Linked DNA regions of Homo sapiens: region 2 is linked to region 1. A link is an interaction called in ENCODE POLR2A ChIA-PET data of the cell type or tissue named here. Cell type or tissue: Panc1. All regions are shown on one strand. Links, peaks and the distances in the headings refer to the core of each region. The heading gives the core; the rest is flanking DNA.

What was found. Peaks named below come from ENCODE experiments on the same cell type or tissue, not always from the same donor. Only the 100,000 strongest peaks of a DNase experiment are listed, where the experiment ranks them.
Region 2: POLR2A ChIA-PET joins it to region 1 with 9 read pairs; 2 of 35 experiments call an interaction of 5 or more read pairs at or near these places.

The regions. Positions count from the first base shown.
Region 1 is chr11:105,167,468-105,170,397 of GRCh38, reverse strand. All of the region lies in intron 4 of LOC105369468 (a long non-coding RNA gene), which reads left to right. All of the region lies in intron 2 of LOC105369469 (a long non-coding RNA gene), which reads right to left. Among named protein-coding and RNA genes, the nearest start is that of CARD18, 29 kb to the right of the region's middle. In Panc1, for the core only: no CTCF peak of the experiment used is centred there; a DNase peak (open chromatin) is centred at 1,733.
Region 2 is chr11:105,095,568-105,098,497 of GRCh38, reverse strand. It overlaps the pseudogene CARD17P and the pseudogene CASP1P3. Among named protein-coding and RNA genes, the nearest start is that of CARD18, 43 kb to the left of the region's middle. In Panc1, for the core only: no CTCF peak of the experiment used is centred there; no DNase peak of the experiment used is centred there.

The DNA.
Region 1 (2,930 bases), core at 190-2,689:
GATACAATTTACTCACAAATATTACAATATCTATGTCAAATATTTATTTTATTAAAATTGAAATTCAGTTTAAGGATGCATTTGTCTTTAAAAATATTAAACAGATCTTTCTGCTATTTTATTTTATCTTTAAAAAGAAGAAAGTGTATTCTCCACACTCTACGATGAACTCAAACAAGTCAGCAAGAAAAAAACAAACAATCCCATCAAAAAGTGGGTTAAGGCATGAATAGACAATTCTCCAAAGAAGATATACAAATAGCCCACAAACATGTAAAAAATGCTTAACATCACTAATGATCAGGGAAATGCAAATCAAAACCACAATGCAATCCACCTTACTCCTGCAAGAATAGCAATAATTTTAAAAAAATCTGAAAACCATACATGTTGGCATGGATGCAGCGAAAAGGGAAGACTTCTACACTGCTGGTAGGAATGCGAACTAGTGCAACCACTATGGAAAACAGTGTGGAGATTCCTTGAAGAACTAAAAGTAGATCTACCATTTGATTTATCAATTCTACTACTGGGTATCGATCTAGAGGAAAAGAAGTCATTATTAAAAAAAAGATACTTGTGCATGTATTTTTATAGCAGCCCAATTTGCAATTGAAAAAATGTGGAATCAGTCCAAATGCCCATCAATCAAGGAGTGGATAAACTATGATATATATATATATGATATTATATATGATCATATATGATATATCACATATATGATATATATATGTGATTATATATGATTATATATATGATTATATAGATATATATGATGGAATATACTATTCAGCCATAAAACAGAATGAATGAATGATATTTGCAGCAACGTGGATAGGATTGGAGACTATTATTCTAAGTGAAATAGCTCAGAAATGGAAAACCAAACACAGGATGTTCTCACTCATAAGTAGAAGCTAAGCTATGAGGACGCAAAGGCATAAGAATGATACAATGGACATTGGGGACTCAGGGGAAAATGGTGGGAAGGAGGTGAAGGATAAAAGACTACAAATTGGGTTTAGTGTATGCTGCTCGGGTGATGGGTACACTAAAATCTCTCAAATCACCACTAAAGAACTTACTCATGTAACCAAACACCACCCGTTCCTCAAAAACCTATGAAAATAAAAAAATTAAAAATAAAATAAAATTGAAATTCAGTTTAAGGCTGAATTTGTCTTTAAAAATATTAAACAGATCTTTCTGATATGTTATTTTAACTTTAAGAAGATGAGCACTTTGGGAGGCTGAGGCAGGCAGATCACCTGAGGTCAGGAGTTCAAGACCAGCCTGGCCAACATGTTGAAACCCTATCTCTGCTAAAAATACAAAATTAGTTGGGTGTGGTGGTGCATGCCTGTAATCCCAGCTACTTGGGAGGCTGAGGAAGGAGAATCACTTGAACCTGGCAGGCAGAGGTTGCAGTGAGCTGAGATCGTGCCATTCCACTCCAGCCTGGGCCAAAAGAACGAAACTCTACTCAAAAAAAAAAAAAAAAAAAAAAAAAAAGAGGAGAAAAATATTATCCACTCTCTTCTCAAGGTGTATTCAAATTACTATGAAGAGTTCTTTAATTTTGACATCTTTTCCAAAATGTTGCCTTTGTTACAAGCTGTCCTCTCTCCATTGTTGTAGTGAATAGGCCAATAACTTTGGGTGCATGATGAGTCCAAGCAATGGAATTTGCTGGTTATTTGTCAGTCACCTATTTGGTGAAAAAGATGACCCATTTCCTTCCAGTAACAGTTGGCAGTCATTTACAGAGTTGCTGTTTGCTTGTCTCTTTGATTTTTCTTCTTGTGAAATAGAATGAAGATGGGAAAAGCACTAAGTGCTGCTAAAATCTGTGTACAGTCCAGACTGTCCTTTTCTGGCAAAGAAATGCTACTTACTTCATTTATCTTGTAATCTGTGACAGTGCTTCTTAGAGAGACCCAGTGGGTAAAGATTAAATACCAAAATTAAAATGTCACTTGGTACTTTCAAAGTGAGACTATTACTTGTATTTTAATTTTTCTAATGAGCATTATCTATTTACTAAAATTAATAAGTTTAAAAGAGTAGTAGTCTATTAAAGAAACCCAGATATCTTTTGTTACTGAGCAAAGGCAAAGTTGAAATTTTGACATTTGTATGGAAGAAGAAAGAGACTGTTGAAAATGAGCTGGAAATGATTAGCAGAAAAGAACTCCTCCATGTTAGTAACCAAGTAACCAAGCAATTAATTAATAACACTCATTTGTTCATGCAGCCATTCATTCAACAAATATTCACGGGAGCTAATTACATGCTAGCATCAAATTTCTTTCAAGATTATAGTCCAGTGAACAGTATATATAGGAGCAAGATATTTATCCTTGACCCCAAAGGAGAGTGCATGACATACAGAATAGGAAGTGATGAAAAGGACGGCATATCTGTGTTCTACGAATTGTGTTCTCAGCCACCTTCCTTTGCCCTGCCCACGCCTTCCTCCAGTCTACATATTGAGCCCCGACTATACACAGATTAAGATTGTGTGTCTAGAATAATCTGAATGCACAGTAACATTTCACTTGCCTGGAAATTAGAATTCCAGCAACTTTCAACACACTCAATAGTAATCAACAAAAAATAAAAATTCTTATAGGACATGACTATTATCTCCACATAAAGCATTATTAGACTGAGATTTAATGGTGGAGTAATCGGAATATTTCAGAACATGAAGAAAATAAAATTGATTTTTGTAACTATTATGATCCAGATGTATGTTAAATATGTTGAGTTACATGATCAGATGTATTCAATACAGTAACTGTTTAAACTCTTGTCACTATACTTACATATGAAATAAAAGGCTCAGAAATTGTAAGATCAAACCAAATTTAAACTTCAGTATTAACTCAAAGCTCATGAAATGATCCTACCATAAAGGTCCTTATCAG
Region 2 (2,930 bases), core at 230-2,729, 72 kb after region 1:
GTTCTTCCCCAAGTCAACACAATTCATGCTGCCTTTATTTATCTAACTAATTGTATAACAGTTTCTCAAACTTGTTTTCAAAATTAAATATTATTTCCTTGACATAATAGTTTCTAAAAGATACTCCACAAATCTAGAAAACTAATTTCTATCTTGAAACAAAGATTACATTAAGTTTTTTAACAACTATATCACATTGTCGGATGGTGTTGTACTGGTGATGAAATAAAAGCTGCAAGGATTTTTTCACATAAACTCTGTGAAAACATTTCCTCATATGTCTGTGCAGTCAATGTTAAGTGCTATAAATCCATCTAGTGTGCACTTTGATTTTAGCATTTATCATTCTAGTTCATATATTTAATAATCTCCTTCTTCCATATGTATACATAGTAGGAAGAGATCCTGAAGGACAGGCCAAAGTTCATTAAAAAAGTATTCCTAGTGCTTACTACCATGTCTATTCAGTAAATAAATAAAGAGATAAACATATTTCTTAAAGATTTTTGGTAGATTTTGTTAAGACCTCCTCCCATTAAATTTTATTCTATGGTTCAAATCTTTTGAAATAAATTTATGTTCTATTTTATCTCACACATTTGATTGTTTTCTGAGCATTTTTTCATGCATGGCCTTGAAAAGCTTCCTTTCTACATTTTTATCTAAAATACTTGTAAAAATACTGATCCTGAAATATGAAAGGAGATCCCTGTATTGCACACCTGGAAATCTCTGGCTGGAAATGTACTCCATTAGCAGTGAAATTATTCAGCGGTGAAAGATCAGGATTGTCTTCCTAAGAATGCATTTCCACTTTTGTGGCTTCATCCTTAGGTGAGGCTGTAAGAAACACAAAGCGGAACAAAGAGGGATGCCAATGTTCATGATATTCTTTGACTCTTGCGACTCCTCAGGCTGTGGCAGTGTGGGACAGCCCTGCTATGCCTACATCCTCAGGCTCAGGAGGAAGCATCAAGCTTTGCTCCCTAGACGAAGCTAAAAGGATATGGAAAGAAAAGTTGACAGAGGTGCCATGCTCAGAACACAAGGTTAGAGTGGGGTGAAAGATACATTTGAGGCAATTCTGAAATGCAGTGGCTTTTTCTTAGAGCTGTTCTCAACGGAGAATCTTACTTCTGCTTCCTTTACCTAAAAAAAAAAAAAAAATCCTGCATCCTAGGATCCCAGGTTTATAGAAACAGTTCCTAATTGCACCCAATTCCTGGATAAATAACATCAACAATGGCAGCTATTGAATGTTCACTAAGAGTGGGCACTGTTCTAAGCATTTTGTACATGATAATACATAATTTTTAACCTTAAAAATAATCCATTTTAGAGATCTAGAAGCTGAGACATGGGGTTGTTAAATATTCTGCCCAAAGAAAAACAATAAAAAATTAGAGCAATCAGTTTTAGAATTCAGGCATTCTGGCTTCAAAGCTTGTGCATTTTTCAAAATCCTACGTATCAAGAAAAATGAAGTCAGTAGCTAACCTGCCATCTGGGCCTTTGCAGTTTCTATGCCTACTCTCGAAGTAGCACTGAATTCCGTTCCCCATTTTCAATGTGTAGTCCAAGGGATTTGGTACCTTGATAGGACTAAGAAAGGGAAAATGGTCATAAATTAACCAGGTGAATATTAAATTACAGAGAATAAGACTATTCATCCAAACTGCATTTCCTACAGATTTATCCAATAATGGGCAAGTCAAGCTGCACACATCATGCTTGCTCTCATTATCTTTAACAAAGAGTTTGACAGTCTTTCTAAAAGAGTGGGAGCTGAGGTTGATGTCATAGGCATGATGATGCTGCTACAAAATCTGGGGTACAAGGTGGATGAGAAAAGAAATCTCACTGCTTCGGTAAGGTCTATTATACCATAGAGACAACGGTCATGCCCTTTGTGTAACTAAATAATATTAGAAAGCTTGGTTGTAGGACCAAGAATTGTAATCTGTTGATAATCTAAAATATAAACTTGCCATGGAAGGATGCTGGATGCTACATATTCCCCTGAAACATCAGAGTCATTCAGCATGAGTCTGGTTTAACTTAAATGTGAAGGTTTTTTTTTTTTTTTTCTCAGTAATGCCACGTTCTCTTTACCAGATAACTCTGAATGACTTCCTACAACACCTTCCTTCACCTTTCTCGAAATTAAGACTAAAAGGTTTTTTGGCCCTCCATTGTTTGTCATGAAATTACTTAAGAAATCCTTAAGTACTTATTTATTGGCTTTCCAAGGTGCCATGAGGGTTAATCACATAGTCCAAAATCAGCAGTATGGTCTCTTTCAGGAAATGACTACAGAGTTGGAGGTATTTTCTCTGCACCAAGAGCACAAGGCCTCTGGTCTCATGGTATTCGGGAAGGCATTTGTGGGAAGAAATACTCTGAGCAAGTCCCAGATGTATTACAACTCAATGAAATCTTTAAAACGTTGAATAGCAAGAACTGCCCAAGTTTGAAGGACAAACCCAAGGTGATAATCATCCAGGCCTGCCATGTTGGTGAGGCTAATGTCTTTGAGAACACCAGACATTCAAATACTGTCCTCATCTGTATTCATCATGAATTTTCAGTTTATGTCTGTTTTTTAGTGTCAAAGAACATACACTGTCAGCACTCAAGATGTGGCTTCTGTGAATTGTATGACTGGTTGGTAGATATTTGTTTTATATTCAAGTCTGAGACTTTGATGTTTGGTGGTTTTTAAAATTAGTTTGAGAGTTAGAAGAAATAAGAATTGTTGAAAGAATGTTACTTGAATGTATGTGTGTATGTGCATGTGAATTAATGATAGAGCAAATATATTGATAAATATGATTGAACAGACGCTAAGAGGAGAACGTTGTCCTCTCAGCCATTGGTAGTAGTAACAAACCAAATTTTGTCTTTCCAGAGAACCATGGTGTGGTGTTGGT